2 separate regions of the Homo sapiens genome follow, and region 1 is linked to region 2. The links are chromatin contacts, found by Hi-C or POLR2A ChIA-PET in ENCODE. All regions are on one chromosome and are shown on one strand. Each heading gives the region's core, a stretch centred on a gene start or an enhancer-like site at or near the end of the contact. The rest is flanking DNA. Distances are from core to core; before and after follow the strand shown. Region 1 overlaps TMEM161B-DT (TMEM161B divergent transcript). Region 2 has its middle 130 kb from the start of TMEM161B.

Evidence for each region. Hi-C counts contacts between places; a loop is a spot of excess contacts on that map. ChIA-PET counts read pairs that join two places held with the same protein, here RNA polymerase II (POLR2A). Pooled maps may share reads with other maps.
Region 1: a loop to region 2 is called in a map of dorsolateral prefrontal cortex, with 12 times the contacts of the local background. The contact joins two enhancer-like sites. A Hi-C loop is called at or near these places in 7 of 168 maps with a recorded cell type or tissue (Caco-2, astrocyte of the cerebellum, dorsolateral prefrontal cortex and 2 more), 1 of 37 single-sample maps with no recorded cell type and 4 of 50 pooled maps. POLR2A ChIA-PET finds 5 or more read pairs at or near these places in 3 of 52 experiments (HEK293, WTC11 and activated CD8-positive, alpha-beta T cell).

Annotation. Positions count from the first base shown.
Region 1 is chr5:88,394,890-88,399,304 of GRCh38, forward strand. The region is part of intron 2 of TMEM161B-DT (TMEM161B divergent transcript); the gene reads left to right. Among named protein-coding and RNA genes, the nearest start is that of LINC02060, 42 kb to the right of the region's middle. RefSeq lists enhancers at 1,448-2,559, 1,826-2,702. Within about 2 kb of position 2,787, at least 2 of the 41 ENCODE cell types and tissues checked have a DNase peak (open chromatin) inside an H3K27ac peak, as active enhancers do; they include dorsolateral prefrontal cortex, where a contact is called at or near this core.
Region 2 is chr5:88,139,477-88,144,428 of GRCh38, forward strand. No RefSeq gene overlaps it. Among named protein-coding and RNA genes, the nearest start is that of TMEM161B, 130 kb to the right of the region's middle. RefSeq lists an enhancer at 1,599-2,100 and a silencer at 1,963-2,012. Within about 2 kb of position 1,360, at least 9 of the 41 ENCODE cell types and tissues checked have a DNase peak (open chromatin) inside an H3K27ac peak, as active enhancers do; they include dorsolateral prefrontal cortex, where a contact is called at or near this core.

The DNA.
Region 1 (4,415 bases), core at 1,537-4,036, 260 kb after region 2:
AACCATTGCTTTTCTCAAAGTGGTCAGAGTTTAAAGACTGCAAAAGCAGAGGGAAAAGAAATACCACGGCAGGGGGAAAAAACAAACCAACCCCCAAACTGGTGCTGGTATTCAGTGCATTGACACATTCTCAAATGTTTTCTCTGTAGTTATAACACAAAAGCGCTTTCTTCCCTGTTTTGATGTGTTAAAGACGGAAAGAGAGAGGACACTTCGAAGTGGTAAAATAAGTATTTGGAAAGCACAGGGAATGTATTTGTCTTTTGAATGTCCAGGATGTGTCAATAACGTGTTGATACTCTACCATTTAATATTAATTAAATTTTTAAAAATGGAAAAGAGATGAAAAGTTAAATTTAGGCACATTGTCTCTCATACGCCGAACTTTTAGCTATCAATGTTGCCTTCTGTTTTGTATAATTAGAAGTGCATCCAAAGCCAGTCACTTTACTATCTATAAAATAAGGATAACAAGGATGCTAAGTCCCTCTGAGAAGGGTGTGAGTGGATCAATAATACATTATTGTCTAATTTTGACATTTGGCAGAAGAAACCATAAACTTTTACTCCTGTAATGTCAGTAATCTGAACGAATTTTCCTAAGCAATATTATTTGCAGATTCTTTTACTGAGTGAAACAAATAAGAATTTGAAAGACAAAGATGACCTGGTTCTTAAACACTGGCTCCTATCTAAGGACCAAAATCTCTGAATTGAATCCCAGAGTCCTTTACAATTGTACTGTGTACCCCGGCTTTTTTAAAAAGATTTTAAAATGTAAGCTAGATGATTTCAAAACTGATGAAAGTTATGCCACCATTCTTACTTATATCTAATTCATGTTTTAATAGTCATAAGTTTTAGTATACCTAGAGTACAAAGAAGTGTTTACTTAAACCAGTTTCTATACCAGTAGAAACTAACTCCCCCAGAATATTTTTGATGTAATTATTTAAAATCATTTTAATTAGAAGAACAATAAGATGATAGGAAATCAAGGCCCTCGGGTTTTCTGTATGGCTGTATCATCCAGCTTCATAAAGTTACTTAACGAAGTATTTTAAAATATTGTTTATATGAATGTAAACTTACCCTAATTATATACTAAGAAATGTAGTCCATTTGATTTCTTCCCATTCCTGGCCTCAAAAATCAAACCTGCTCTGTTTGGAAAAAGCTGAGTCTTCTGTGATATCATGGACCTTTTTATATTTCAGCAAGGAAGTGGAGGTCATGGAGTCATAAATATCAAAATTTTCAGGACCCAAGCTGTAAGGTTTTATCCTTTCCTTTGTGAAGGCTGATGCAGATGGATTTCTAATTTCCTTTGATTTCTGTCCTCTTGTCTGTGTGTTTTCTTTATTTGTATAAATTGCATTGTCCTTTCTATAAGAATGTTTGAGCACACTCTCCCTGATAGATTCTCATTCTCACTCCCCTCAGCTTGTTTGAGGTTTAGAATGGGGGTGCTTTTCCTTATTTTAAAAGCTTTGCAATTTAGACTCCGAGAGCCAGGACTGGTTTTCTATCCATCGGGACCTGCTCAAAGGTCACACTCAAGATCATAAGCCATGTTCACATCCTTCTTATGGGAAAATGATAAAATAATATCCACAGGCATCTGATACTAGGGGCATGGCCTGGACACACACCTTGCCCTCTTCCCCTTGGCCTTGTCTGCCTTGAAGAATGAATAGATCCATCCCCAAAGTTGATGCTTCGAAGTGACCAGTCAGATGCTAGCAGGTCAGCTGGCTATCCTCTTGGATAGAGGGTCCATAAATTAAAGAAATGTTGGTGTGGTTGAAAGAGGAAGGTAGTCCAGCCCAAGGGAAGTCACGTAAATCTCTCCAGGAGCTTTGTTCCCAGTAGGGAGTGGGGGTGAGAGTTGGGGTAGCTCGGGGCTGTGGGCTGTTATTAATGCCCTGGCCCTCCTGCGGTGGGTGCTAACTTGTTGTGCATGAGAGCTGCCACCATCCTTCCCAAACATCGGGCGCTTGGAAAAGTCAAGCACAGTTGAGCCCTGATTTTCATTTAATAGTCAAAACCAAGATGCATTTGGGCTATGATGATAGGACAGCTCCCTTGAAAAGATTATTTGAACTACAAAGGCATTCATTTAGGGCTAGCAATGTTGCAAAAGGGCCCGCTAGAAATTAGCAGCCTGTCCTGGTATTTGGAGAGCAAGAGTGACAACTTATTGGAAGTTCTCAAGGAATCATTTATATTTCACACTCCACTAGGCAGCTGATTTGAGATTGTCTGTTAGCATAACAAAGGCTCTGAGCCTGTGAACTTCAGAAACCTTTCGACCTCTTAGCTGCTGGCATGAATAGCCCCCAGTCCTGCCTATAGAGATCTCCCAAAGCTCCCCTGTTCGTGGCTAAATTGTTAATCAGGGTAATTTAATATAGTTTTCAATATGCCTCATCTCTTATTGGGAAAGGTATTCACAGCTTCCCTACCCCTGAAAAAAAAAGTTCTTTTATTCAAGTGTGAGAGGGGCAGCTGCAGACAGACCCCCATCCCTTGCTTCTCCCCCTACTCCTTCACAGCAGCAATGTTCTGAGCAGCAACCATAGAGAAGGGCCAGAAAGAGAAACTCAGAACGACGATCCCATCCCCTGGCATGCACTCCACCCTGAACCTGAAACTTCAGCCTATTTATGCTGGGAACCGCCAAAACAAAAACCCAAGGCTCAGCCATAACTGAAACCTCAGAGTCACACACACACACACACACACACACACACACACACACGCCACACCTCCTTCTCCACCCTCCCTTCACCAACACCCTGCCCCTCCCCCCTCATCCCAACTAAGCTTCTCTTGTGTTTCTGGACAAAACGCACCAGACCCCAAGGCCTGTTAATTTTCATTTCTCACTCTGTCCAGGCAGCCCACACCGTCCTGCACGCTCCTTCACAGAGTCACACTCGGCCTGGCCCCTGCATCAACTCCCGGTGTCATATACACTTGCTCTCGCCTGCTCCCTCGCACACTATCAATTCACATGCACATTAGTTAGCTGAAAAGAGCCGGAGCACAAATATATTCATTTTAATCCAGTTAAGACCTAAGAGGTCTCCTAGGATATTATTCAATAGTTTGAAAACTAAGTATAAAATTCAGATTTTGCTACGCTGTTTCATCTCACAGAGGCCTACAGTATGCCTTTCTTTCACTTTATACCATGTGTGTATTCTAAAAAAGTAAAATAAAACCGAATAAAAAAAAAACAATCACAGGCAAAATACCCAGCTTCAGGCAGGCACTATGCTCAAATATTATTATCTTTTTAATGACTGTTTCTAGTACCCATGTGCACATCAGAATAGCAATTTTATACAAAGAAGGAAAAAGTATGAAGTCACTAATTACATTTTTAAAAATTAAAAATAAAAGGATACAATCTCTTAAACTTATTTTCTCTTTCTTTTCCACGTGAGCATTTTAAGGCATCTCTAAAGCATGTCTGAGTGTTTCTGGGTTCCTTTGGTGGTGGTTTTCTGTGTAATTGGTGCTCTGTCTTTGTGCGAGTTGAGGCTCTGTGTGTTGCTTCTTTCTGGAACAGCCATTTCTCGCTTGTGCCCCGTTTTGGTTAGTGTGTCTGTCTCTCAGCCTCCTGAAGTTGGATAAAGGCAGGATGTAGTGCCTGAAGTATTTTCTTTGATTTTTCTCTAGTTAGAGTAGTCCCTGATGGGGGTTGGGAGATTTCTTCACTCACTTGGGTTCCTAATCTAGAATCTGAAAACTGCTGGGAGGTGGGAGACCAATTTCTATTTACAGCATCAAGGAAAGGATTATTAAACCTCCAAAATCAGAAGTACAAACATAGATTTACACTTAATAAAACAAGACAAAACAAACAGCCTAGCTTCTTTCCCAAAATAATTTTTTTTGGAATTAAAAAAAGATTAAGAAATAGGTTTACTGCCCAATTTTAATATCTAAACAATGCCCAGAGGTGACATGTTAAAACAGAAAATAAAATAAATGTATCTGGTGGTTATATTATATGGTAATCCTAAAGACTGCATTTTCCTTTAAAAAAAAAAAAAGGAATCTGACAGTTTTAATTTCAACGTTGTGGAAGTTTTTAGATTATAAATGTTTTTGCCAATAATCTGTGTATTATTCATGTTAATGATGTGCTTTTTGGTTTATTGTATATTGTAAGTAGTGATTTTCATTTTCTCAGTGTTTTAAACCAAAATATTTTAAAAACATTAATTGTTATTATAAATTGATGGGTAAATATGGCTGGTTTCTTTTATTAAAAGCCAAAAATATGAAGTTGTTCATATATAAATATCACAAATTCAACTTTCAGAAGGTGCTTAGAGTAAAAAAATTATGGCTTTAAGCCCAAGAAAGAAAAAATACACAATTTGCATTTTTTCAATGCTTTT
Region 2 (4,952 bases), core at 110-2,609:
AAGTTAGCTCTTCTGTAAAGCCTTCCCATACCTCTCTATGTTCTGGCTTCTTTCTAAGATTTTTTTAAGGAAATAAACATTACTCATATAGCCAATATCCATGTGGATAAAGGCTCCTTCTCTTCCAGGGGTCTCCCCCATGCTGGAGTTCGCACGCATTCTTCCCCAACATGCTTTTATACTTTTATTACATAGTTACGTACCAACAAATTGTTATGGGAAGGATAATTTTACGTTAATAGATATTAATATTGCATCAATATCACATTTTTTTTGAGACGGAGTCTTGCTCTGTTGCCCCGGCTAGAATGCAGCGATCTCGGCTAACTGCAACCTCCGCCTCCAGGGTTCAAGCAATTCTCCTGCCTCAGCCTCCCGAGTAACTGGGATTATAGGCGCCTGCCACCGCCCCTGGCTAACTTTTGTACTTTTAGTAGAGACGGGTTTCACCATCTTGGCCAGGCTGGTCTCGAATTCCTGACCTCGTAATCCACCCTCCTCGGCCTCCCAAAGTGCTGGGATTACAGGCGTGAGTCACCGCGCCCGGCCAATATCACATGTATTCTTTTGCAATTTGCTTTTTTTCATCCAACATTGCTTTTAAGATAGTCAATTCATAAAGAGTATTTCACTGTAGGGATATGCCAATACATTAATTCACTGCACTTTTGACAGATATTTAAGCTGTTTCCATGCTCCATGTTACACTGTGCCATATTTATCTGTTATTATATCTCTTCTTCTTGCAAGACAATGAGCAATTCCAGAACAGAAAGCATCCAGAATTCCTATCCCTTTCCCTAATTTCCGGTACACCTGCAAATCACTGCCTGCGTAATGTGTTTCGCATGGAAAAAGATGCTGTGTACCTGGCACACAATAAGCACCACTCCATAAAAATGTGTTGAAAGAATAAAAGCTGACAAAATGTTATTTTAAATCTTGCGGTCTCTACTCACTTCTCTGCGGTGTAAGATTTAAGGGGGAACTGACTCAATTCTCACTAAAAAGTCCCTTAGTATTCCAATGTGGACGTAGAGAGATCTATGAAACAAGGTCACTTCACAATTCTCTTGCTTTCGCGTTAGAGGATCTCAAAGCACTACACAAACCGCGATTTTCTCCAGTGATTTTTCCTCTCAATGTGCCTCAAGGTCAGTTCAGAGCAGTATTCAAAGCTTGAATACTCTTCACCAGCAGCTGTAAAGGGCCGGAAAACCAGAGTCTGGATGTAAATAACAGTAACAAACTATTCCCGGATCTTGTTTTTTCTTTTCTTTTCATGGGTCCCCGTTTGCGCTCTTAGTCGGCTTACCCGTCCTGTTCCAGGAGCCGACAGGGAACAGCCCACCTGGAGCAGGTCTTGGGCCACCACTCGCCCCGCCCCCCGTCTCTACTCCTCACTCGCTCTCCCCGCTCCTATTAAGCAGCCAACGCTGGGTGATCTCCTCTCCAGTTCTTCGTGGTTTCATTGTAGCCTTGATATACAAGACAAATGCACACTTTACTCTGGGCTTAAAAAACCATCTATCATCATCCTTTGGGCATGACAAATACATTGTGTGTTTCAGAGAAATTAATCTGGTATTTAGGGGGAGAAAGGCATTTCCAACCAGTCTCCGTGCAGAACCTTCCCGCAAACCCTGTAGCGGCATTTTTCGACACTTTTCTCCTCCTTTCGGCAAGCCTCAAACTTGACCTTCGAGAGGATTTTAAGGGTAGAGCCTTCCTCCCTTTCCCTCGTCTGCTCCAAGAGCTCACGTAGGCCTTCTTCTGGGAAACAGCGGCTCAGGACCAGAGCTCGGAGAACTGCGCGTCCAGGAGCGCGGGCGCGGCCGGGGAAAAGGGAGGAGGCGGCAGGAGGGGGCAGGAGGTGGAGGGAGGAGGAGGATCGGTCTGAATATGCATGAGGCACCCAGCACTGCCCTCTTCCCCGGCAGCTGCTCGGGCGGGGGCGAAGGAGGGAAGGGGAGGGGAGGGGAGGAAATGAGGCTGGGGCGGGGTGGCCAGAGCAGCCGCAGAGGCTGACGCGGGTTTGGAGAACGGAAGAGATGATTTGCATGGCGCCTGGTGATTGGCTGATGGCCGGGGGCTGGGTCTGAGAGGCGGCCCCTGAATGGTTTAACGGAGGAAATTACAAGATTCATTCGACTAAAGAAAGCCGGGGCGGGCCTGGTCGGCGCAATATGCAGCCTGTCCGCAAGGGGGCGCGATGGCCTATCTTTGTTCTGGTTAAAGGCTCCTTTTCCCTCCTCCCCCGCCCCCGCCTCCGCCCCCGCCCCCGCCCCCACCCCCCACACACAGACACACACGCAGAAAGTGCAGAGAAACCCTGTGATCCAGTCAACTGGCTCTGCCCCATCTATTAAGAAAGATGAACACTCCTTTCTCTTCCATCTCCTTCATGGGAGACCACTTTTCATTTCAGATTATCACATCAATAAATATTCTTCGAGGAATAAAAAAGGCACTTTGCCAAAAGATAAGAGAATATATATGCAATGTCTGGATTGTGGAGAAAGACAATACATGAAGGCAAGAGAATAGGCACATATATGTAAATATGCACATAATCACCTCCGAGAACGCAAAGCACGGGAGGTAGAGACAAACAGAACACCTGGAGAGAACACATATCGCTCACAAGGTTCTCACAGGCTGTGCACGCTCTTCCACACACCGAGGCACACACCCACTGACCGGCACGCAGTCTCCCCCTCCACACACACACACACACACACACACACACACACACACACACAGAGACGGACCTCAGAAAAGGCATCCAAATGAATTCACACTCAGTGGAAAGACTGCCGAGAAAATACTAGAGAAGAATTAAAATGGTTCATCCCCTCCCCCTCCAAAAAAAATACTCAAGCGAAATGACTCTATTTGCATAATACTAATATACGCAGGACGCAGACACGGGCAAGAAAAAAAAAAGGCTCCATTTGATGCACACCAGAGAATGGGTGTATACACACACACACACAAACACGCACACACGCACGCGCGCCTGCGGGCGGGACACACCCACAGCCTATGTCCTCCGCCCACGGGCACGGGCAGAGCACCGATGCCATCAACAGCGCTCAGTACAGTTGTCCAGAAAACACCAATGCGAGAAAAACGAAAGAAACCCACCCTATTCAGCCAAGGAAGCACCACTGGGGAACCTAGGTTTTCTAAACACACACGCATACACAACAGGCACACACACACAACCTTGTTAGACAAGAGAGTTGAGTTCAAAGATATAATAGATGCACAATGGATAACTGAGTGCTGGAGAATGTCATCCGCTTAAACAATACTTTGAAATTGTTTCAGCCTGAAGACAGCTTTCTGGGTTGCTCCCTGAAAAATCATACCTAAGAAAAATAAAATCTCATTGATCCTGCTTTCCTTTTACTTTCTTTTTTCTTCTTTTCTTTTTATTTTTCAATGACCGAATAGAGGGAGAATTCCCTTTCCTCCAAAGGAGGGTAGCCCTGTTTTTGTTTTTTGAGTCCATGAACTTACTGTTCATTTCCTAGTGAAGAAGGTGCCAGGGAGCGGTCCTCGGCAGCCTCCCAGCCAGACAGCGCCACAAAAAGGCATTATTACACATCCCAAATAACAAGGGTTGTCTATATATTTACAAATCTGTTCAAACATTTAACCTTTTAACTTGCTAAATATCCCCCTCTTCTCTTTCTTTCTTGCGCTCTCGGCTCTCCCCCCTTTCTGCTTTCTCCTCCTTTTCCTTTCTCTTTCTAAAAGAGCTAGGGATGGGAAGCGCCTTTTCTTGAGTCTAAAATGAGTACAGGGACTCTGGGCTGTACCTGACCCTTTTTGAATGCCAATTTCGTTTTCAGGCAATTGCCTCTTTGCCAGCCAAAAGATCGGGATTGGATCACCAGGGCTACCTTTTTAAAGTAGAAGCTTCTATGTTGCCTTTCAGTTTTTAAACTGCCGCGGAAAAGCATCCACTAAATCGGAGGGATTTTCCAGACCTTTTAAAAGTTTCCAGTACCCCCAATCCGTGATGTTTCCTTCCGCGTTGCACCTCCTGCCCGTCAAGTGACTAGTAGAGGGTATCTTCTAAAGACAGCCAGAAAGTTTCGACAGTGTTTGGCGACCCAGCCAAGGCCGGGGTGACGCACACTCCTACTGCAGGGGCCAATTTGGAATTCCATCTTTTAGCATTTCTTACTGCCCAATCTTTTCTTATGAGACTAATAACCTCATTCTCAGGGCCAATGTAAAATGTGAAACTATAGAGCATGTGGGCCTTTAATGCAGCAGAAGAGTTAGATTCCTCAAAAATTGGGGCATTCTTACTTTGCTGCACGAAGAGAAAAGGAAACTTGTGCCTGGGCATGGTGGAAAGGCGCAGGCGGCGGGCTACCGATCCGGGCGGTGCCAACGCCCTACTCTGCAGCCAGGTGCCCTGGGTGGGCTTCCATTCAAAGAACCCACAAACACCCTTATCCCAGGATCTTCACTCTTCGCCCAGGACTCTACTGTGAAGAAATTTAAAGTGGCCTGGAGGGGCTTCCCCCTGCCATTCTGAGTTTCCTTTTCTAAAATAAAAGAATTGCAAGAAAAATCCATTGCCTTTGAAGTTGAAACAGAAAGGGTGACTTCTTGTTGGCATATTTTCTCTGGCCTAGAACAATGACTTTATTTATGTATTTGTTTGTTTGTTTGTTTCTGGGTAGTGGAAAAAATGAAACTGCAGTTTAGCGAGACATCATGCGTGTCTCGGATTTGTTCAGGTGTCCATAATATTTCAGCCTCTACCAGCTTTAGATGAGTGTTAGCCTCTGAGGTGCCCCACCCCGGATCGGCCCGAAAGCACCCGAGAAAACCCAGCCCTCACCTTGGAAGCTTGCCTTCAGCAAACTCCAGTTGGGTTTACACCTCTCGGTGGTACAATAGCCCGGAGCCCATGGGTATCCGCTAGT